Regions from separate parts of the Mus musculus genome. Here region 2 is linked to region 1. A link is a loop called in an ENCODE intact Hi-C map of the cell type or tissue named here. Cell type or tissue: heart. All regions are shown on one strand. Each heading gives the region's core, and the rest is flanking DNA. Links, peaks and the distances in the headings are about the cores only.

Region 1 (8,000 bases), core at 1-8,000:
CGGGACCTAGGACAAAGGGCAGGGCTTTTATGACACACTCAGGTGACCCTCAGATCAAAGCTGGCAACCTGCTTGGAGAGGTTTTGCCACTGTTGTGGATAAATCTGAGGCTGGGTACAGGAGTCAAAAGCCCAGGTACAGCCAGGGTCAGCCAGGCCACCCCATACAGCAAAGCTGTAGCATAACAAGGAAGCCAGTCTGCAGAGGACAAAGACACAGAGGGACCCCGGGAGAGACCAGCAATAGAAGTGGAATTAAGAATCACTGTCTGTACAATCCTCCAGGGACACTCTCCCTACACTGTGCATAACATCTCTGGTTTTAAAGCACACTGCCTGGGATATTGTTCCCAACACCAACACACACACACACACACACACACACACACATACACACACACACACACACACACACACAAGGACATGGACACGTACAGACATCTCTCTCTCTGAAGCCATTTCCAATCATCTGTCTCCCATCTGCATTGGACCAACATATATCTCACTCAAATCTATGGTCAGCCGAGGAGTCCATGAGAGTGTGGGCAATGACTGAGTTTCCCAGCAGCCCCTCGTGGCCTTCTCTTGCCTGGTTGTTTTGAGTTTCTGTCTTACTGTCTCTCTTGCTGCTATTTGCCCTCAAAGCCATCTTGAGATGTAGATATTTTTCCTTGGTTTCCCACTGGTGGGAAAGACAATGGAGGCTTAATGAGCTGAGGGCCTTGTCTAAAGTCTTGTAGAAATTCAAGGGTAAAGTCCCAAATTTTACACTTTCTAGTTAGACCACACCTGTTCATGCCACCAGGCAATGCACCGGCTTTGTGCTGTGTAGATGGCAGCCCTGACCTTTGGGAGTGTATCACTAGCCCAGATAGACAAAGTGGATGCAGACGGCACCAGGGAAGGGCTGCAGCTCAAGTGTCACTCACTTCGGGCTACGGCCAAGTGTGACAGTCTGGTAGCTAATGACAACAATGCATGGGTCTGTCTGACTTGTTAATTATAAAGGCCCGAGTTCTTTTATGCTACAAGGAAGTCGTTAGTAATCAAGGCAGCTGGCCAGTCAGGAAAATGATGCTCACGTCACTGTAAGGGTGAGAAGGTCTTTCTGAGGCAGTGGCTTCCGCTTCCCAAAATGCCTGCTTCTATCCTGCTGGGCTCAGCTGAGGCCCTGAGATGCGAGCCCAGGTCAGAATGTCTGCTTCCTGCCACCCACGCTGGGAAAAGCCAACTAAGTTTCTGAGGACAGACCATCTCCACCTTTGATGCATCGCATCTATCTGAGCTCTGGTCGCCCCGAGCCTCTTTCAGGCAGCACTGATTTATGTGGGCCCCTCAGCAAGCCCCAGCCACCTGTGTGGGTCAGAGGGTCGTACCTAAAGCAATCCATTTGCCTCCCTACATATTGGCAGGCCTTCTGTGCTGCTTTGGGTCAGCAGCTCTTCCACTCAGCCACAGCCCCACCAAGTTCTCCCCAGCCACCAAGGCTAAGCCCTCGGGAGGCTGTGCCTGGGGCCCCCTTCTCTGAGAAGATCCGAAATCTTCCCAGCAAGATTTCTTACCTTCCCCGGGCCTGCCCAGAAGCCAGTTCCTCCGCTGGAAGCCAACACTGGGTCTTTTCTCAGCTCTCTGTACCCCCACTTCTACCTCCCTTACACACTGCGGGACTCAGGAAAAAAACTTGGCTCCTTTAAGCAAACCACCTTCCAGTGTAGATTTTATAGATATGGGTGTCATGTTTTGATAAGAACAAAACCAAATCCTTCTCCTTTAAAGTTACATGGATGAGTTGGGCCTAGTGCCATAGGCCTGCAATTCTGGCTACTTTGGGAGTGAAGTTCAAAGCTAGCCTGGGCAACATCACAAAACCTTGTCTCAAAATGTAAAGGGGGGAGGGGCTTGCCTAGTATGCATAAGGCACTAGGTACAATCCCCAGGGTCGGGGGATGGAGTGGCCGATGTATGCCTGAACCATGGGAAGCTTCCAGACAAGACTGGCTGTGACTTCCGGACAGGTAGTGTCTGTGTGATGAGTATACATAGGTCCCTCAGTTTATGTCTTAATTCTCCACAACAACTAAAGAAAAGGCTTGACAATCCCATCCCCAAGGTTCTACAGCCCCCTCACACCTGTTGCTTTCAAGTCAACGACAACTTCCTATGAGACGCTGCTCAAGGTCTTCTCTGCTAAGAGTGTTCCAGAATTATATCTGTTCCCAGCCCGTCCTGTGATTGATTTAATCACAACCCAGAAACCTTCAGTTCTCCAGCTGCAGATCCGTCCCCCTCTTGGCACACATGACTCCCAGCACTCAGGAGGCTGAGACAGGATTCCGAATCTGAAGCCAGCCTGGGTTATTACACACAGTAAGTCCCAGGCCAGCATGAGCTGCACAGCCTGTCCTTGTCTCAAAAGAAACTGAAGGGGCTGGAGATCTGGTTTATCAGCTAAGAGCACTGGCTGCTCTTCTAGAAGACCCCAGGTTCTAGTCCCAGCACCCACAGGGTGGCTTATAACCACCTGTAACTCCATTCCCAGGGGATCTGGTGCCCTCTTCTGGCCTCCGAAGATACTGCATACACATAGTGCACAGACATGGCGTCAAAACACCCACACACATAAAATAGGAATGAAAATAAATGGAGGGAGGGAGACACCACATTTCAGAAAGCCATTCCTCATGTACAAGGGGAGAAGTGTCATGTGTGCTAGCCACTTAGGACACAGACTGAAAGTTCCAAGAGTGGTGTTTACAAAGCCATGCCGACCCCACACTCCCCACCTTGGCACCATCCCCGACAGGAAGAAAGCTTTCCGAGCCTTACCTTTTTAGAGGATGTTCATCTTAGGGTGATAGGCTGGCAGATGTTCCTTAGGGTAGGCCCCCAGGGCCACCAGCCACCCCTGCCCCAGCCCTGCCCAGCTGCCTGCCTGCTCTCTCTAGTGGCAGAAGCTAGGCTGATGAGAACATTCTGACACTAGACTATGACATCAGAATAGGCCGTGATCTCAGAGCTGTGACAGGAATGCTAACAGGGTATAAGGCAGGAAAAAGAAAACCCTAGAACCGGACTAGCCCCCTAGAAGTAAAGTCCCAGACAAGAAGGTGGCTGGCCCTGTGCTCGGGTCTTATAGTTTTCCAGACATCCCCTCACCCTGTGAGACAGATCTGAAGATGATCTAAAAATGAGATCAAAAGCACTGAACAATGTTGCTATCCATTTAGAAGGAAGGCAAGTGCAGGAGCCATCCTCTAGCGCCCCCTTGTGTTAACTTAAGGGATAGTCTTATTTGCTCACCAGGTGGTTTGCCTGCAGACCAGGAGGATTGGGGCAGAGACCCCAAGAAGACCAGGTGTCACACTGCCCAGGACAGGATTAAGTGCAGGCTGATAAAAAGTTACCACTGTGCTAACACCCTACATGTCAAAAATGACACAGCCATGTCAACTCGACAGAATTCAATACCATGTCTGGTGAAAGCTAGTGTTTGAATTCTACATACACAACACACACAAAATACAATTTGCTAAAATGGGACACTGTGGGTGACTTAGTCCAGCCATCCTACGTGGGGAAGCTTGTTAAACTAGGGTTTGCTCTTGGTCCCATGCTGGTCTGTAACCCAATAAAGGAGCCCAAGCTGGTCTCTAATTCTCTATCTTCCTGCCTCCACTTCCCCAAGTGTGGTATAGGTGTGTGCCCCCATGACCAACTTAACAACCTAAAAATCAAACAAGCAAGGAAATGACACAGAATGACACGTTGCTGACACTTAAGGATTTTTTCCCTACAGCTCTATTGTGTAGTTTGCAAACAGAGATGGTCTATTCCTCCCGTTCTGATCGGGTGCCTTTGCCGCCCTTCCCCGCCCTTCCCCGCCCTTCCCTGCCCTTCCCTTGCTTACTTTGCTAGCTATGATCATCAGTGAGAGGCGAGAGTCTGGGCAAGAGTGGACAGCTCTGAGTTTTCTCTGCACATCTCCAAGAAGCACCCAGCATCCACAGTGTGAGGTGGGCTTTTGGAAGTTGCCCTTAATGCAATGGAGGTGATTCCTAATTTACCGAGCTTTCAACAGACATGGTATTGAGTCCTGATGAGTGAGCTAACAGGGTTGTGTCAAGTGCTCACTTAGACCCATCTTTAAATGCTGACATTACGTTGCACTCCTGGCACAAGTCTGTCTTGACCATGGTGAATTGTCCTATTTATATTTTTCTAGACTCTGACTGCTAATATTTTGAAGATTTTTAAAAACTATGTTCACAACAGACATTGAGCTGCAGTTCTCCTGTACCATTTGTCTGGTTTTGTATCAAGGCAACACCGTCTTTATACAATGGCCTGGGAATCTCTCCATGTTTTCTAGAAGACAATGTGTGTACATAGTATTGTTTATTTTACAAATGTTTTATAGAATTTACTAGTTAAGTTGCCTAGGCATAAGATAGCTGGACGAGTTCCCAGAGTTCATAAGCAATTTAATGTTTTTCTGAGACAGATTTCACCGTGTAGTCCATGCTTGCCCTGACTGTCCATCCTCCTGCCTCAGTCTCATGAGTGCTGGGATTATAGGCATGCACTACCATGCTTGGCCCTATAAAGACTTATTGGGGTCATTTTACCAAATATGCATCTGTTCTTGTTCTCTCTCTCTCTCTCTCTCTCTCTCTCTCTCTCTCTCTCTCTCTCTCTCTCTTTCCCTCCCTCCCTCCCTCCCTCCCTCTCTTCCTCTCAACTGGTATTTTCTAGCTCAATAAAATCCCTTTTCAGTCTTTTGGGCAAACTCCAGAGCTTTATACACTGCCTATCACTTTATTGCCAAACAGAGAGGATGAAAGGAAGGGAGGGAGGGAGAGAGGGAGGGAGGGAGGAAGGGAGGGAGGGAGGAAGGGAGGGAGGGAGGGGAAGGGAGGGAGGAATAGAGGGAGAGAGAGAAACACAATGGAAATTTGCTCACCTTTTAGGAGCATAGAACTTCCTACTATGGGGCAAAATTTCTGAAGTTTTGTACCCCTGCTGCCTACACTGACACAGCCTGTACACTTCCTGCTCCCTGGACCTGACCTGGACAGTCTCCCCCACAGTCTACAAGATTCTGGAAGGAAAAATTCCCTAAATTACCACCTGTTTGATGCTACCTCAAATTCTGGCCTTGTGGCTGCTTAATTTTCAAAGCAAGCACAGGGTCACGGGTGCTCTGTGTGACACAGTTTTGTTTATTCTTTTAGACAACCTTCAGATTTACAGGTGAGGAAACGTAGGAACAGTGGGATGTGAGCCTAGGCCTATGGTTACCCAAGGCTGCCCATGGTTAGGAGACAGCCAAGCAGGTGTGAGGATGCTAGACAACCAGGCAAGCAAACAGGAACCTCCCTGAAGCAGGAGCCAATGGAGCAACCACAGGGACAGGTGGAACAGGGAAAAAAGAGACAGCAACTTCCAAGGTCAGGTGCGGTGGTGCACACCTTTAATCCCAGCACTCAGGAGGCAGAGGCAGGCGGATCTCTGCACTCAAGGCCAGCCTGGTCTACACAGTGGGTTCCAGGCAGCCAGGACTACACACACGAAGACCCTGTATCAAATAAAGCAAAGCAAAGCAAAACAAAACAAAGAAAGGAGTCCACCAGCATCAAGGGGTACAATAAGGCGACTGCCATGGGCCAGTGCTAACACTGAAGTAACTAAATTGGAGCCACAGAGCCCACAGGTGGACTCATGCCAGATGGTTCAGTCTGGGGCGTGGCTGAAGATGCCAAGATGTGTTGACAAAGGGATAAGGCATTGTGTGTGAGGACAGCCCAGTGTCCAAGGACCCTGTCAGCCACAAGGGCTGATAAGCAGAGAGTAAATTCAGAAGAGGCACAGATGTGTGACAATATGGAAAGATGAGCCACATCAAACTCAGGCAGTGTGCATAACTGACCATTTGCTACCTGCAGGGGTTCCTTATTTTGCCTGGGCTCTTCTGTATCCTGACGACCTTATGGGACCAACCTTAAAAAGGCAGGCAGGTGAGCATGGCTTTGCCAGGCCCAGCACGCCCTCCCAAAGTCCAGCCAGCCACCAGATGGCAGCTGTGGACATGATATAAGGTTTTCCACATCGGAGAATGCTTCTTAGCAAGCAAGTCCTGGGGTTGCCCACTCCTCATTGTGGGACCAGGAATTGCTTCACTGTTTGACACATGCTGTTTCTAAGACAGGCCTAAGAGAGAGCTTGAAAATATGAAACTAGGAAAAGACCACCTTGCCAAGATCCAGACAAGCTCTGGCCTCTTGTGACATGTGGCCTTGTCTACCTCCAGCCAGAGGGGAGGTCCTCTGACATATCATCTGAGACCTCCTTCACCATCCGCTAGCTGCCCATAGTCCTACATTCTCTCTGCTCCCTGACCCCGTGGGCCTGGCATTGCCAAGTGGGGTGGGAATGGGAATATTTAGGCCCAGGCAGGTGCAACCTGTGGCCCGTGGAACACACACATCTCATAACAGCTATGAATTCAGCCTGAGGCATTTGTAGATGACCAGTGTCAGAAGGTTGGGCACTCCATGTTACATCATGACCTACCAACCCAGGTATAGACACTAATCCAGCAGGATAGACCTCCATAGGTCATCAGTGGGCTGATCCCAGTCTGTGGAGTCTGGCAATTGTATATGCTGAGGGGTCAAGAGACTAAGAGATGTGTGGATACTGGCTAGATAGCCTTGTGCCACGGGGGTGAGGTGGCCTAGGAGCAGTCATCACCCAGCAAAGAAGGCAAAGAGAATTCAATTTAAAATCAATAAAACTGTGGTAAGCACAAGCCAGGCCTTGTGGCAAGCATCCGTAATTCCAGAGCTTGGGAAGAAGGCAGAGGGGTCAAAGGACACAATTCTTCATGAACCCGAAGGCAGATGAGAGGGACAGTGTCACAAGGCGGTCGGGAAGCTGTAGCCAGCAAACGCCTGAGTCTGAAAGGCAGGTTTCAGGGGAGGGCAGGTGCTGCTCCAAGAAGAGACGCCATGAGTGGCAGCCATGAGTGCCCTCAGCCTGAGCATGACAGCTTACAGGTGGGTCCATGACCCCACAGGGGCATGACAGGTTACAGGTGGGTCCGTGACCCCACAGGGGCATGACAGGTTACAGGTGGGTCCGTGACCCCACAGGGGCATAACAGGTTACAGGTGGGTCCGTGACCCCACAGGGGCATGACAGCTTACAGGTGGGTCCGTGACCCCACAGGGGCATGACAGGTTACAGGTGGGTCCGTGACCCCACAGGGGCATGACAGGTTACAGGTGGGTCCGTGACCCCACAGGGGCATGACAGGTTACAGGTGGGTCCGTGACCCCACAGGGGCATGACAGGTTACAGGTGGGTCCGTGACCCCACAGGGGCATGACAGGTTACAGGTGGGTCTGTGACCCCACAGGGGCATAACAGGTTACAGGTGGGTCCGTGACCCCACAGGGGCATGACAGGTTACAGGTGGGTCCGTGACCCCACAGGGGCATGACAGGTTACAGGTGGGTCCGTGACCCCACAGGGGCATGACAGGTTACAGGTGGGTCCGTGACCCCACAGGGGCATGACAGGTTACAGGTGGGTCCGTGACCCCACAGGGGAATGACAGGTTACAGGTGGATCTGTGACCCCACAGGGGCATGACAGCTTACAGGTGGGTCCGTGACCCCACAGGGGCATGACATCTTACAGGTGGGTCCGTGACCCCACAGGGGCATGACAGGTTACAGGTGGGTCCATGACCCCACAGGGGCATGACAGCTTACAGATGGGTCCATGACCCCACAGGGGCATGACAGCTTACAGGTGGGTCTGTGACCCCACAGGGGCATGACAGCTTACAGGTGGGTCCATGACCCCACAGGGGCATGACAGCTTACAGGTGGGTCTGTGACCCCACAGGGGCATGACAGGTTACAGGTGGGTCCGTGACCCCACAGGGGCATGACAGCTTACAGGTGGGTCCATGACCCCACAGGGGCATGACATCTT
Region 2 (15,980 bases), core at 1-8,000, 58 kb after region 1:
TACAAAGCACTCAGAATAAAGGTAGTTGTCAGGGACAATGGGAGGAGTGTGGGTATTTCTATTTCACATCTTTAGAGAGAGGTTGGTTTTGTTTTAAATTCGTGGGCCGTTTCCCCTCTCCTTTCATGTGAGGGTCTCATAGCAGTGGTAGGAGCACCGCTGTAATGACAGCTACTGCACAAGGCCCGAGGATGAGTCCCAGGACCCTCAGAGTGGTACACAATCATTTGGAATTCCTGCTCCAAGAGATCCAATGCCTTCTTTGGACCTCTAAGAGTACCAGGCAAGCATGTGCTATGTGGGCATACATACAGGTAAAACATAAAAATTAAGTTAATCTAAAAATACAATTTTTAAAAAAAAGTAGCTAAACAGGGCCAGAGATATGATTGAGTCAGAAAAGGTACCTGCTGCCAAGGCTGGTGGCCTGAGGTCAATAGGGTGAAACCACACGGTGAAAGGAGAGAATTTACTCCTGAAAGTCATCCTCTGACCTCCACGTGGGTGTCAGGCCTGGCACGCCTTCCCCTTCGCCCAGTAAATAAATAAACAACAGCTAATTAGTTCTTTAAAATATGTTCTTCAGCCAAGTCCATCTCTATTTAGATGTGTATATGAATAAGCTCAACTGGCTGAACCATAACAAGTATGTTAAAAATCACAACCTCAGCCAGGCTGTGGTGGTGCACACCTTTAATCCCAGCACTTGGGAGGCAGAGGCAGGTGGATTTCTGAGTTCGAGGCCAGCCTGGTCTACAAAGTGAGTTCCAAGACAGCCAGGGCTACACAGAGAAACCCTGTCTCAAAACAAAACAAAACAAACAAAAACAACACAACAACAACAAAAAATCACAACCTCACAACTAATGTGGTTTGATGCCAAAGATGCCTTTCCTGACTTCGAACAAACATTCCTGACAACCATTTTATACAGCTTGTCTGGAATACATTTCTAAAGGCCTCGTGCCTTAGTAAAATGTTTCTGTTATTCAAAGAAAGAAAAAGATGATCCCATATTTTCTGCCACCACTCAGCTTTACCTAGTTAAGAGTTTTACCTTTTTTTTTTTTATTTGGTTTTATTCTTCTGAGACACAGTCTCATTATGTAGCCCTGGCTAGCCTAGAACTTGTTACATAGATCAGGTTGGCCTTGAACCCACAAAGATCTACCTGCCTCTGCCTCCCAGACACTGGGAGTAAGGAATGGACCACCACACCCAAGAGAAACTTGCAAGAGAGATGCTCTGTTTCTTTCTCAGCCACATCAGAGGACCTTGCCCCTCACAGCCCTAAGGGAAAGAGGTCGTAGGTAAGAAAATTATCTCAGACACTGTGACCTGATCTTGTCCTGTGAGGAACTACTGAGACAGGAGCTATTGAATACAAACAGAAATGCAGGATTGTGAAGGAGGCTAAGGGGACACCACACACACACAGAGGCACACAGGCTACAGTGGAGCACTTAGGAGAGTGTCCTGCTACTGACAGGATCATGAGCCACAGGTCTGGAAGGGGCTCAGGCCTTGAGCCCAGTGGCAGGATGGTCATGCTCGGACTGAAAAATGGGATTTAGATCAGAAGTGTGGATGGGAATCCAGAGATAGTGGCACAGACTTGTAATTCCAGCACTGGAGAAACTGAGGCACAAAGAGCAGACTCCTCTGGAAGCTTGAGTACTAAGAAATACCACTTTTATGAAAAGTGTTCTGGAGCATAAAGAGGTGAGATCACTGAAGAGCTGCAGGCCCTGGGCAGGTGACCAGATGACAAAGCTTCCTCCTCCTCTCCAGCCTCAAAATACTCCCTTGTGAAATACAATGACATGGGAGCCTACCTCACACCGCGGCCAGTGGGATGAAATGAATGAGTGTAACAGAGAATGAAGTTCATGACCACAGCTGACGCTATGCCCCCTTGCCTCCAAATGAAAAATAACTCAGCAAATCACAAAAAAGTCCTTGTCATTGCATAGCTGGATAGGAGCGTTGCCTAGCTGGAGTGTATGTTAATATAGATTAAAACCGCCATCTGGGTAGGGTCTCCTATTGCTTGCTTGGTGTGCTAACCCTGTGTTCTGGGTCACAGCTGAGACACTACGTGAGTAGGGCAACTCAGACTCATTTTGGCTTCTCCTCCACCTGAAAGGGAACAAGGCCCCTGACTCTCAACTTGGTGCAAGGGTCACATTTAACCAGTGGAGCACGAATATTCTCAGCCATACCACACTTAGCAAGCCTCTGCACCAGGCGCCTTGTCTCCAAAGGGCTCAGCAGAACCTGAAGTACTATTAGCGGAGGAAACCCAAGCTTTGGCCAACAACATGGTGGGAAAATCTGTCTAACAGTGAAGAAGGCCTTCTTGAAGAGTTGACTCTGAACCAGCCTCACAGTCCTCACACGGAAACTTTTAGAAAAGCCATCCCTCGGGTGCTTTCCTCAGGCCTATCTCAGGAGGGATTCAGCGGGAGACCTAGACACTGCTGCAGCAACCCCACTTAGTTTGAGAAGCTCTCATCTAGAGCGGCCTGAGATCTCAAAGCTTGCAATCCCAGGAAACAGCTAGTGAGAAAGGGAAGGAAGTCCAGCTTTAGCAGGAGGTCGTGCCAGCTCTGTCTCTACTGCAGCTCCGAAACCCAAGCTACTTCTGGAATAAGCAAGGGAACAGGAAAGCATTATCTGCTGCAAAATGTCAACTTGGGGTCCCAGGGGGTACACACTATGTCTGCTCTATCTGTGGGTCAGCGAGTCCCAGCCCAAGGCCTGGCCACCAGCAGGTGTCAGCAAAGGTAGGAAACAAATGAAGTAACCACGGGAGGTGGGACCCACAGTCCTTCCCAAGAGAGGGGTTCACTAGCTGCCTCCCTCCATGAACACAGTGAACCAGACGCAGCCCCTGGTTCCATGACCACCAAAAACAGGAGGGGAACAAAAGACCTACTCCACCCATCTCCCCACTCATCCTTTTAAACTCAAGCTTGCCAGAGGCCATGTCCACAGGTCACGTCTTCCCTTGGCAGTTGACAGGCATTACTTCTACAGAAGTTCATGCAAACATCTCAGAAGGGTTATGGTGACACCCACCCCACAGTCGAGGCCGGCCACCACCACCCTCCAACCACAGATGTCCTACCTCGGTACTTCCGTACCTGTAGTAGGACAGCAGGCCATTGCCGAGCACGAACCAACGGCGCTGGTAGCCCTTCAGGTAGTTAGTCCACTTGAGGAGCCAACCCTTGTAGCTGTCCAGAGGTGGTGAGACCATTTGGACACCAATCCCTGACACCGGAGTCCCGACAGAAATCTTCGCCTGTCCTTGTCGCAGAAAAGACTGGGTCTTTGGCACCAGCTTGGACTCGGGTTTGGTGACGGGCAAACTCCCTACTGTTGACTGCAGCGGGGACGGCATTGCCAGCTCTGGCGAAGCTTTGATGATGGACACAGACCTTGTGCCGTTCTCTGACCCCGGCCACAAGCCCTGTAGTTCCGATTCCTGCCCAACCCCTGAAGGCCTTGGCACAGACGTCGTCTGGGACCCAGGTTCGGATCTCGACGCCGGCTCAGAAATTGGCTGGCACACCTGTTTCGACAGCAACTCCCGCTCTGGTGCCTGCACAGGCTGGAGCTGAGGCTTTGACGCTGGTCCTGAGCCGAACGCGGATGAGTTCATGCCCGGCGCCGCCGTGTGGCAGGACAAGCAGGGCACAACCGTGAACAGCGACGAGAGCCCGCGGGAGCGGCCAGCGCAGCCGCCGCCTCGGCTCAGAGCGGCCGCTTTCCCCATAGAGCTGTGGACCCGAGCTCGGCGGAGCGCGGAGTGGGGGCGGGGCGGGGCGGGAGTGGGTGGGGCCTGTTCGGAGGGAGTGGCGGGGCGGAGCCGGGCGGGGTTGGTGGAGGAGTGGACGGGATGGGTGGAGCCCTCACGTGAGCGACAGAGATCGGGTGCGCGTGGGTCCCTCCGCCGCTCTGGCTAAGGTGGAAGGAACCCCGTGGGCCAAGAGTTAGGCAGACGACGTGGAAGGCACTTCACGCTTCAGGCTGCTGTCCCTCCTGTGCCAGGCGCTGGGAGAACAATGGTGAATGAAAGCCACGCGGTGCGCTCGCCACGCAACTCTGAGCAATGGGTGGGTCGTGGACAGCAAATCTCAAACCCTGGGAGTCCGACCTGAGGAAATCCAGCCTAGGCCCTCTCCCTAGTTGTGGGAACTGTAGCCACTCCACAAACTTCTGTTGGCTCATCTATACAATGAAGATAATACCTCCTTCAAAGGCTGTAATAAGATGGTGCATATGAGGCACATTTGGCAGAGTAGATGCTCCGAGAGCATCATTGAGTTATTAACTAGAGAGTTCTGTGGTACATTTTGTCAGCGACCAGAGCAGGAGATGAGAGCAAGGTTGACAAGCTTGGGAAGCAGCCACTGTGCATGCACGTGTCAGATGTGTGTGCAGCCCTCAGGGAAGGAAGCTAACTAATAAATTCTTAACGAGATGTTTCGACTCCTGAAACAAATTGCCAAGCTACCTAAGATGACAGGCCTGTCATTAGTTCTACCAAATTTGGGCAAGAGTCACAGAAGAGACAAGGTCTACAGAGTTAGAGAAACAAGAAAGACCTTCAAGGAGAAACCGCTGTGTACAAAGACCCAAACCAGGGAGAACAGCTTGTCTGGCAAATAGCTAATAGCTCAGTGTTTTGTCAAGAGGAGGGCAGGACACAGAACAGCTGCCCCACACCCCACCACAAGGAATGCCCTTTATCCTAGAGAAACCAAAGCTTCTAGAAACAAGGGAAATTTATTTTCATTTTTAAAGTGGGGGGGGGGGGGAAGGAGGTGAGATGGCTCAGTGGGTAAGAGCACTGACTGCTCTTCCAAAGGTCCTGAGTTCAATTCCCAGCAACCATATGGTGGCTCACAACCATCTGTAGTGAGATCTGATGCCCTCCTCTGGTGTGTCTGAAGACAGCTAGAGTGTACTTACATATAACAATAAATAAATCTTTGTGCCTGAGTGAACAGAGGTCCTGAATTCAATTCCCAGAACAGAAACCACATGAAGGCTCACAATCATCTGTATAGCTACAGTATACTCATAAACATAAGATAAAATAAATAAATCTTTTAAAATAAAGTGTGTTGAAACAGAGTCTTTATATGTAGTCCAGGCTGGTCTCCATCTGGAAATGTTTGTTTCTTAGAACCAGAGTTCTGGGATTACAGACGTGAGCCATTATACCTGGCCCAGAGCTTTCACTCTTAATATTCTGGACAAAAAAAAAGAAAAACTTTAAAATCTCTGATCTTTCCCAAAGAAATGTCAACTCCAAGTCTGGAGCAGGAAATGCACAAGATAGACAGAGCCACCCGGAGCAGGAGCGATGGCCAGTCTTGCTAAGGACCTGGGATTCAGGTCCCAGAACTCACACTGCAGCTCACACCATCTACAACTCCAGTCCCAGGGAGCCAATGCCCTTTTATGGCCTCTACAGGCACAAATGTGGTGTATGGGCATCTATGGGAAGGCAAAACAGCCATGCACATTTAAAAAATAAATAAATAAAAGGAGGAAAGAATAGATGAACTTATCTGGAAGATCTTGTCATAGTCAGAAGCAAAGAGTCATTCAGGACTACTGTGTTAACATGTTTTATCCAAAGAACTCAGGAGTCAATTTAAACATGACCTTATATGTTGTGTCCGGCTAGCAGATCACAGGTCTGGGTTCTAGCCTGGAAAGGCACTTTGGAAACCTGGAAGAGAAGAGGGGCTAGGCTGCGCGAGATAAGGACGGAACCAAGACAAGGCTCGGCTCAAGGTTCAATTTTAATGTCAGCAAACACGCTTTATAAAGAAAAAGGGAGGCCCGTCCCTGGCCAAGCAAGTTCCTTAGAAGTAGATAGGTCAGCTTTTTAGTGGGAACTTTCGAAGATGAAGATCAAAGTTCGGTGCTAACTCCGGAAAGTCTTGGAAGAGAACCGGTTCGGCCTCAGGCAGGTTGGGCCTCGGGCAGGTAATGGCACATCAAAGGAGCAGCACAGCAGGTGGCTCCGCTAAGCAGTGGCGGGAGGTCACAGCCAGCCTTGCTAGGCTGGAAAGAGGTACCACTTATAATCCAAATGAAACAATTTGAGCATCAGTAAGAATAATCACTATTGTGATGGGCTGTAAAGCCATCATTAAGCCCACAAATCCCTAAAGTTATTTAAAAACAAATAACTCACTTTGGAGTTACTTCGTCATTATTCTGAAAACTGATAAGTTACCTTTGTTGTAAAACTAATCTCATACTAACCAAAGCATTGTCCGATAACTATAAAGAGAACAATGGAATTCGAACCAATCATCACCTTTGGGCAGCTCCTTGTGAATAATGAATCAAGGCAAATAAATATAACCTGTAGCTACTAAGAGACAGGTCATGGAGAATGTCATTACGTATCCAGGTGACATGAATTGAATGTGTTCATCGATCTTAACAACAGAGGAGAGTCACAGAATAGTACGTGTAGCCTGCTAAGAGCCAGAGCGAAACAGTACCATCTATGATTATTTTTCTGAATTTTATGTATGTATTTATTTTTTTATGTTGTATGGCTGTTTTATCTGCATGTATGTATTGCACCACGCGTGTGCAGAGGGCAGAAGAGGGCATCAGACTCCTAGGACTGGACTTACAGATGGTTATGAGTATTCAGAATAGAACCCGGGGCTTATGGAAGTGCTCTTGACAACTGAGCTCCATCTATGATTGTCTCTATAACCTCCCTCCACACCGCAAAACACTAAACTTGAATTTTACCAAGTATCTCTGTGGCTCAGTATAAAAGAAGTGCAGGGCCCAGCAAGGCAGCTCAGGGGATAAATGCCCTTCCCACAAACCTGACAACCTGAGTGCAGTCAAGTGTAAAGAGAAAGCTGATTCCGGAAAGTTGTCCTCTGACCTCTACTTACATGCTGTGGCACACATGAACACGACACATATCTTCACACACGACACATAATAATAAATAAGTTGGTTTTAAATATTTTAAGATAGAGAAATTTGCTCACTATCCCAAGGAGCTTGTCTTAGTTTCTTTTCTAATGCTGCAATAAAACTTAGAGAAGGATGAGTTTACTCGGAGCTTATAGTGTTGCAAGGTAAGCCCCGCAGGATATGCTTATACCTGGAAAAAAGTCTTTATTGCTTGCCTGTGGGTGCACAGAGAATTTACTCAGAAAATACTGGAAACTCTACAACCAAAAAACCAATTTGTTCAATAAATTCACAATCTAAAAATTTATGGAAATAAATTGTTATCAATTTTTGTTATTGTTCTGCCTTGAGACAGAGCCTCACTGTAGACTTGCTTGGGACTTGCTACATAGCCCAAGCTGATTTTGAAATCATGAGCCTTCTATCCCAGCCTCTGGAGTGCTGGGATTATAAGCATGTGCTATCGCAGCTGGGAAACTATTAGCAATTTTAAAAAGACATTTTAACCAGATGCAGTATGTGAATTTTGTTCAGATGTTGACTCAAATAAACAAAGCATAAAAATATATTTTAGGAACAGCTGGATGATACTGAACACAGATCAGAGTTTAAGAAATGCTGAATTCCCTAGTGTGAACCCCAAATTCTTATCTTACCTTTAGTGTAACTGTATTTGAAGTAAGCACATAATTGAGGTGAAATGAGGATACATGATGGGACCCTAATTCAACAGAACTTGTATTTTTATAAGAGGAGACACGAGAAGACTAGACATGGTGGCACACACCTTTAAATCCCAGCACCTAAAGGCAGAGGCCAGAAGGTCTCTGTGTGTTCCAGGCCAGCCAGAACAGCACAGTGAGACCCTATTAAAAGAACACATGCCAGCGGGCAGTGGTGGTGCACGCCTTTAATCCCAGCACTTGGGAGGCAGAGGCAGGCGGATTTCTGAGTTCGAGGCCAGCCTGGTCTTACAAAGTGAGTTCCAGGACAGCCAAGGTTACACAGAGAAACCCTGTCTCAAAAACAAAACAAAACAAAAAAGAAAAAGAAAACAAAACAAAAGAATATATGCCCATAAAACAAACAAAACAAAACCAGTAAGAGACACCAAAGGGCTTGCTCTAGCTTCACAATATAAGGACTGAGAGAAAGCGGCCCCTGTGGGTGCTCGCTAGAAGCCCTCTAGGTCAGCACCTTGATTTTGGACTTCCTAGCCTCCAAAACTGTAAAAATAATTTCTGGTTCCTTTTTTTTTTTTAACTTTTTATTGGTTCTTTGTGAACTTCACGTCATGAACCCCAATCCTGCATATCTTCCCTTCTCCTCATAAGCTCCCTACAGAGAGCAACCTTCCCCCAACAAAGAAAAAAAATCTTGTTGTGGAAGCTGAAGTGTGTCACAGTGGGTTCCACAGTATTCCCTTTTGTCCACATTCTTTGCCTGCAAATGTTCTTTGCTTGGTCTGATATAAGGCTTCTGGCTTTTGCTACACTATCAATACTGGAACCTCTCTGGGACTCCTCTAGGATATCCTGTTGTCACCCTGTGTCATGGAGATCCTGTGGTTTTGGGTCTGTAGGACTGGCCCCTTTGTGTACTCTAGCAGCCCACACAAGGCCAGCCTGGTCTACAAAGTGAGTTCCAGGACAGCCAGGGCTACACAGAGAAACCCTATCTCAAAACCACCCCCCCCCAAAAAAAAAAATCAAAACAGAGTCTTACTATTATAGCTCAAGCTAGCCTCAAAATCTCAATTCTTCTGTCACGGCCTCCTATGTGCTAGGATTAAAAGCATGCCCAAGCACATTCACATTCAGTGGTTTACTAGAAGTAATGAACTATAATTGTATGAGATATGTTTAAGAAAGTTCCAGGACAGCTAGAGCTAAAAAAAAAAAAAAAAAAAACCTACCTCAGAATAAACAAATAAATGAAAACATGTCTAGGGCATGTTTGGCGATGTAGCTCAGTGGTATAGTACTTATCTAGCAAGTATTAGGCCTTAAAAACTATGATCCAACTATCCTAATTCTAGGTATAGAGTCAAAAAGTTTAGGAGCACAGACTTAAACATATGTCATACTCCAATGTTCATATAATATAACTCATAGTAACCAAAAGGTACTATGATGGGGTAGATGTTGGGGTGGGCCAATTCACAGCCCTGGGTCTGGGCCTGAGAGGTTTCTGAGCTGGTCAGCCTGCCTCTCCTGCCCTTGCAGCTGCTCACCAGCAACCCCTGCAACAAGTCCCAGCTCTACCCTACTGTCCAGGGGAGGTACAGAGCCCACTCTCCCATGTGGGGCCAGCTCTCCTGCTTTCGAGATCCCAGGTCCAGTTCTCCCCAGTTTTTTTTTTTAAAAAAGAATTATTTATTTTATATATGTGAGTACACTATCGCTGTCTTCGGGCACACCAGAAGAGGGCATCGGATCCCCTTACATGTGGTTGTAAGCCACTGTGTGGTTGCTGGGAATTGAACTCAGGACCTCTGGAAGAGTAATCAATGCTCTTAACTGCTGAGCCATCTCTCCAGTCCCCAAATTTCTGTTTTTTAAGTCATTAGTCTGTGGTATTTTGCTATGGCAGCCTGATCAGACTAATAAAATGTACATGATGAAATTATTATTGCACTTATTATGTCTGTCTGTTGTGTAAATGTCATCAGAATCAAAATGGAGTTATAGATGCCAAATGCAAAACAAAGTAGAAGTAGAAAGCCAAAAAGCAAAGGCTATGAGGTACACATAAGTCTGATATCAGCTACTATGTGGTGCATCTAAAACTGCAATCTTACATAAATAATTTCTGCAGCACCCTATTCTATCTCAGACTGGTACCATCCTTATTGATTATTCTAGCCAAGGATAATTGCTATTTATTTTTTTAAAAACTTATGTAGCCTTTATTTTTCCTTTAAATATTCTCTATTCTACTAAGCATGGTAGCACACACCTGTATCCCTAGCACTTGGAAGACAGAGGCAGGAAGATCTCGATTGAAGGACAGCTAGCCTCAAGGGAAATAAACAAAAGATCTTCCTCACCTTGGCCTCCCCAGATAAACTGCTATGATCCATCAGAGCATGTGGGCACCCAATTATAACTCCATTTATTCCAACAAGGCCACTCCTCCTAATCTTTCTAATCCTATCAAAAGCTCCCTGGTGACTAAGCATTCACATATGTGAGCCTAAGGGGGCCATTCTTAACAACTACCACATTACTCATCTCCTGGGTTCACTACTGTCCACACCTGGGAAGTCAAGTTTTCTCTCTTTAAAATATTAATTACTCTTTAGTTTGGAGTGTGAATGAGTGCAGACACATATGTGGTGTGGTGGGAGGCAGGAACACGGGGGTGGGGGTGGGGGTGGGGCTGTCAGAGGACAACTTTCAGGAATCAGTTCCTTCTTCCTGCCAGGGTCTCTCACTGGGTTTGCTTCTGTGCTACATATTCCAGGCTAGCTGCTCCTCAAGTGTCCGGACAACTCTCCAGTCTCTGCCTTCCACCTTGGTTACAGATACACAGCACCACATCTGGCCTTTCTGTGGGTTTGGGGGCTTGAACTCTGGTTGGCTGTCAGGTTTGCATGCCACAATTTTGCTTTCTGAAGCATCTGCCCAGCCCGAAGGCATCCTTTCATCCGCTCCCTGGGCTCCTCTTTTCTGTTAGTCTGACTGGAGAGTGATTATTTTTTAATTTGTGTGTATGCATGTGTGTACAATGTATATATAGGCAGTCACCCTTGTAAATGCGGTTATGTACATGCCATGGCCAGAGAACAGCTCGGGGGTCGCTCTTTGCCTTCAGCCTTGTTTGAGACTGGGTCTCCTTGTTGGTTTTCTATGGCTACTCTAGCTGACTGGCAAGCTTTTGGGGACTCTCCTGCCTCTGTCACATCTCCCCTGCTCCCAATGCCTGTATTACAGATGTGTGCCAGCATGCATCCTTTTTCCTTTTGTCTGTGTATGCACATGTGTGCTCATGCACGTGTGTGCACCTACGTATAGGAGCTGGAGGACAACCCAGGGTGCAACTCCAAATCTACCATTTTTTGAGACAAAGTCTCTAAATGACCTGGAACTTGCCAAGTAGACTAGGCTGGCTGGCCAATCAAGCCACAGGGGTCCGCCTGTGTCCTTCTCCCAGGGGCTAGAATTACCACATGCTCTCCTTACATGAGTTCTGGGAATTAAACTCAGATCTTTGTGCTTCTAAGTCAGGTACTTTACCTACTGAACTGTCTCAACCCATAATTCAGTTTCTTTAGAAAAGGATTTTACTGGAGCTGGAGAGTAGGCTCAGTGGTTAAGAGTACAGGCTAAGCTTTAAAAGGACCCAGGTTTCCATTCCCAGCAGCTCACTACCTTCTGTAACTCCAAAGGGATCTGATGCCCTTATCTGGCCTCCACAGGCACCAGGCACTTATAAGGTGCTTTGAACTCAGAAATCCGCCTGCCTCTGCCTCCCAAGTACTGGAATTACAGGCATGCGCCACCACTGCCCAGTGTAGGTGTATATTTTTTACATCCTACTTTAATAATGATTCAACCTCCCCTCTAATCTACCACCCACCAGATGTAGTGGGAAAGGAATATTATTAGGATACAGGGGGAAGTGTGCCTGTTTAGAAACAGTTCTTTGGGGTAACTCCCATCCCCGGTGTTCTTAGTCCAGTCCAGTAGCAAACACCAAACATGAATCAACAGCTGCAGTCCAGTCTGCTTGGCGGATACCACGCACGAATCAGCAAGGGCAGTTCAGTCCAGAAGAATCGGAGAGGCTCCCTAACCAACCTGAGTCTGAGGAAGTGGGAAGAAGCCGCAGGAACATCACAAGAAGTTCTGTGGCCAGTTTCTCTCTATGACATCACCACAAGGGAAGCTCAGCGATGCAGTGTCAGGTGAGCCAACCCCTGTGTGTCCTCGGCTGCATATCACAGGGAAGCATAGTGAGGCCGAGCAAAGAGAACCAATGCTCAAGCCCCCCTCTGTCTGTGGGGTCAGATTTATACTCTTTCTACACATCATGCATCCTTTCATGTGTTTGCTATACATATAGCAAAACACCCTTCACCTGTGTGCCCCAGCAAAACATCATTTGTCATAACTGACTTTCCAAAGAAACCAGAATTTCCCACTTCATATCTGTGGATGTATATCATAAATATACATATATATAAACATATATGATGTGTGTATATATGACACACATGGATGTAGAAACATATATACATTCATGTAAATATATACATGTGTGTTGTTTATATGTATACTTACATATATGTGAATATATATATCCATACATCGATATATACGACAAAATAATAGATCTATAACTTGTTTATGAAGCTATAGCAAAGGTCTGTGTATTTTAGGCTGGTTCCTTAGTTTGGAGTTATTCGGAGGCAGTGGGATCTCTAAGCCTGGTGGGAGGTTTGTGTCACTGGGGAAAGTCCCTTGAATGGGTAAAGGAAATCTACCAACTTAACTCTTTACCCACTTTAGGGTTAGTGACTTTGCTCCCCCAAGCCATTATCACTGTGAAATGTTGCCTTGACACAGGCCACCAGGCATGGTCCTACCTGATAATAGACAGAGCCAAAGGGAGCTTCTCTCTCCATAAATACAGCATCTCTGGAATGTTATTACAGTGATGGAACATAAATACGGGAGCATCATACATATGGGATCACAGGCTAGTTTAAGTAACAAAATCTGTCAGGTATGGTGGCCTGTGCCTGTACTCCTAGCACTTTGGAGGCTGAGGCAGGAATATTGTTGTAAGTTTTTTGCCAGCCTTGGCTAGCTAAATAGTACTACACCAACAAGAGCTGCATAGCAAAATTCATCTCAAAACCTAAAAAAAATGAGCCCTAACAAAGGTAATGAAGCCCCCTTTAGGCAGAGCTGGCCAGAAGCGTACAGATCTGCAGTCTCGGTTTGGAAGTGATGAGAGATTCCACATGGACTCTAGATTTTTAGAGAATGACAGTGAGGACAAACAGAAAGAGCTAAATGAAAATAAAGTGAACGAAGATGAGCTTGCTGCAGAAAAAAAAGGAAAACCCTGAATGCTGTGCAAAGTGTTTTGAGTATCAATGTGAACAACTCTACAAAGGAGCAGTGGCTGCTAAGAAATTTAAGGATATCGTATATTATGACCCAACAAAGCATGACCATGCCATTTATGAAAGAAAACAAGAAGATAAAGAAAAAGAAAGTAAGGCCAAATGGAAGAAGAAAAAGGAAGAAGCAGAGAAGCGGCCTGAGGTATCCCAAGACATGTATTATAACATTGCTACAGATTTTGAAAGAAATATTCCAAAGTATGAGCAACACAGATGAAAAGGAAGAAGATGCGCCCAGGACTGAGGCTGGTGCTAGAGAGGGGACTGGGAAAATCAGGAGGCCGTGACACTGGCACGTGGGCCTGAGCAGACCAGTGGCTTTACATTCCCTTTTTTTTTTTTTTTTTTTTTTGATTCAGCCACTAAAGATGAAAAGGATGCCACCTATAGAATCAAACTAGTGAAACGTGGGAAGGCAGCCCTGGAGAGCGGCTCCTGAGAACGAGACCATTAGGTTTTTCCTTTTCTCTGAGAATGACGACAGATTTCGTGGTCCTAACTTATTCTGGAGTGGTGTGGGAGATAGTATTAGCAGAAATTCTTGGGAAGCCTGAACAGATAGTCTCCTTTTGGAATGTTGGAAGAAACATAAAGAAGCCAAAAGGAAGGTGAAAGCAAATTAACCATTGTCAGCTTTGGCTCTGGAATTGAATGTGCAGACGGCTCACCAGCCCTTCAAAGAAATGAGCCCAGAAAAGCATTCACTGACAAAGAAGAAATTTCACAGTAGAAACATATTCAAAACCTGGATGATAATTAATGTGTCATTCTGATGACTATTTCTGAGGAATTCTTATACATTCCCACCTTGGTGACTGTCCTAAAATTAACTGAGCCACTTGTGACACACACAAGGTAGCCTCAGCACTTTAGAAGGGGAAGTGGGAGGATCATTTGAGCCCAGAATTTTAGATCAAACTCAGCAACACAGCAACACCCCACCTCAGCACAGCACCCATTCTTATTCTCCACTCTGAAAAACTAGAGGATATGCCCTGACAGGAGGCTTCCATGAAACCCTGCTTAATAAATGGTTTGATGTATTTGTAAATATGTCTGACTATACTAAATATTCTTTACCTTTAATTTATCTTTTTAGGATTTTTTTGTTTGTTTGTTTTTTGAGACAGGGTTTCTCTGTGTAGCCCTGGCTGTCCTGCAACTCACTCTGTAAACCAGGCTGGCCTTGAACTCAGAAATCCGCCTGCCTCTGCCTCCCAAGTGCTGGGATTAAAGGCGTGCGCCACCACTGCCTGGCTCTAATTTATCTTTTTAAACTCAAGTACAAATTAACTTTGAGTTCTGTATGTACAGATGTAAGTTTCTGATGTAATTTCTGAAGACAAAATAGAATTTTAAATAAATGGTTCAGAATATTTGTGTTTATTCCTGATTAAATACTCTTTACCTTCAAAGAAAGAGAGAGAGAGAGAGAGAGAGAGAACCCCCTTTAGCTTCCTTTAGCTTTCTGCCCTAACACGTAGCCTAGTAGCCACAGCCTTCGGTAGTTCTCCTTGCTGTGGCACGCTCAGAGTTTACATTTTTTTTTTCTGTATTTTCATTTCCATGTGTGAGGAAGGTCTCAAGGAAGATGGGAGACAAATATAGATCCTTGTCAAATGCCTTGATTTCTACTTTAAAAGGTGCAAATCTCAAAGTCAATGACTTGAAATCTGTGGGAAGATCATAAGCTCCTGAAAGTCTGTGATAATGTTTACATGATATACCAAGAGGCGTGTGATGTCCCCTACATAATACCCCTAAAGGCGTGCATATTAAAGCTTGCCTGACAATCTATGAAGACTTTGAACACCTTAGAACTGTTCTAGGTAGATGCATTGGAATGGGTGACATAGTGGTCTCAGAGTGGAGGGGAAGCGTTCCTGTGTTGCAGAACTATACACTTAAACTTCTGTGTATGTTGCACACACTACAGTGGCATGCCTTAAGCTACTTGACTAATGTGCTGATTGTTTTGTCACTGAGAGAAAATCACCCCGCAGGGACAGAATGAGAGAGGAAAGGTTCATTTGGCTCACAGTCCAGGGCAGTTTTGTTGATCGTGGTAGCATAGAGCAGAGCAGGTTGCAGCAGGAGGGGTGGGAACAGTGGCTGCTTATGTGGTGGTAGACCAGCAAGCAGAGAGCATTCAGAGCAAGGGGCTAGTCTAGAACCCTCAGAGGCCCATCTGCAAGGAAGCCTAGGGTGCCCAGCTCTCCCTGAAATTAAATAAATAAATAAATAAATAATCACTCTTAGTGTTAAGAAGTTCCTTAAGGGCTGGAGAGATGGCTCAGTGGTTAAGAGCACTGACTGCTCTTCCAGAGGTCCTGAGTTCAAATCCCAGCAACCACATGGTGGCTCACAACCATCCGTAATGAAATCTGACGCCCTCTTCTGGAGTGTCTGAAAACAGCTACAGTGTGCTTACATATAATAAAATAAATAAATCTTAAAACCAAAAAAAAAAAAAAAGAAGAAGTTCATTAAACCCATACGTGTAAGAACTTCTAACATTCATTTTCTTGTGAACAAGCAAAGATGACAGGCAATGGGGAAATTTGACTTTATAATTATCAGCTATAGGACTCAGTCTTGCTATCATGGCTGCCTCTACCAAAAGGTCTGTCAGACTGGTAGCCAGGCTAGTCATATGCCAACACCAAGCACCTTGAACACTCTACCAGTGTCCAGATCCAAAAGGTACAGCCTCTGGCCAGCCTCTGTGCTAATGTGCATGTGTGTATGTATGTATGCATGTGGGTGCATGTATATATGTGTGTGGATGTGTACATGTGTGTGCATGTGTGTGTTTGTATGTGTCATGTGTATGTGCATGTATATATGTGTGCATATGTGTATATGTGTG

Evidence for each region. Peaks named below come from ENCODE experiments on the same cell type or tissue, not always from the same donor. Only the 100,000 strongest peaks of a DNase experiment are listed, where the experiment ranks them.
Region 2: it touches region 1 in a loop (2.5-fold over the local background); 5 of 42 quality-filtered maps call a loop at or near these places.

What each region holds. Positions count from the first base shown.
Region 1 is chr11:3,802,288-3,810,287 of GRCm38, forward strand. All of the region lies in intron 2 of Osbp2 (oxysterol binding protein 2), which reads right to left. Gm51880 (a long non-coding RNA gene) reads left to right here and starts at 1,937. Exons shown (of 3, transcript XR_003949627.1): 1 at 1,937-2,014; 2 at 3,915-4,012; 3 at 4,967-5,076. In heart, for the core only: CTCF peaks have their summits at 2,542 (motif pointing left), 3,267 (motif pointing left) and 6,058 (motif pointing right); no DNase peak of the experiment used is centred there.
Region 2 is chr11:3,860,087-3,876,066 of GRCm38, forward strand. It overlaps Osbp2 (oxysterol binding protein 2), which reads right to left and starts at 3,817. Exons shown (of 14, transcript NM_152818.3): 1 at 3,147-3,817. The coding sequence starts at 3,781. It also overlaps the pseudogene Gm11952. In heart, for the core only: CTCF peaks have their summits at 2,751 (motif pointing right) and 3,694; DNase peaks (open chromatin) are centred at 3,315 and 3,765; H3K4me3 peaks cover 1,337 bases; H3K27ac peaks cover 865 bases; H3K27me3 peaks cover 4,152 bases.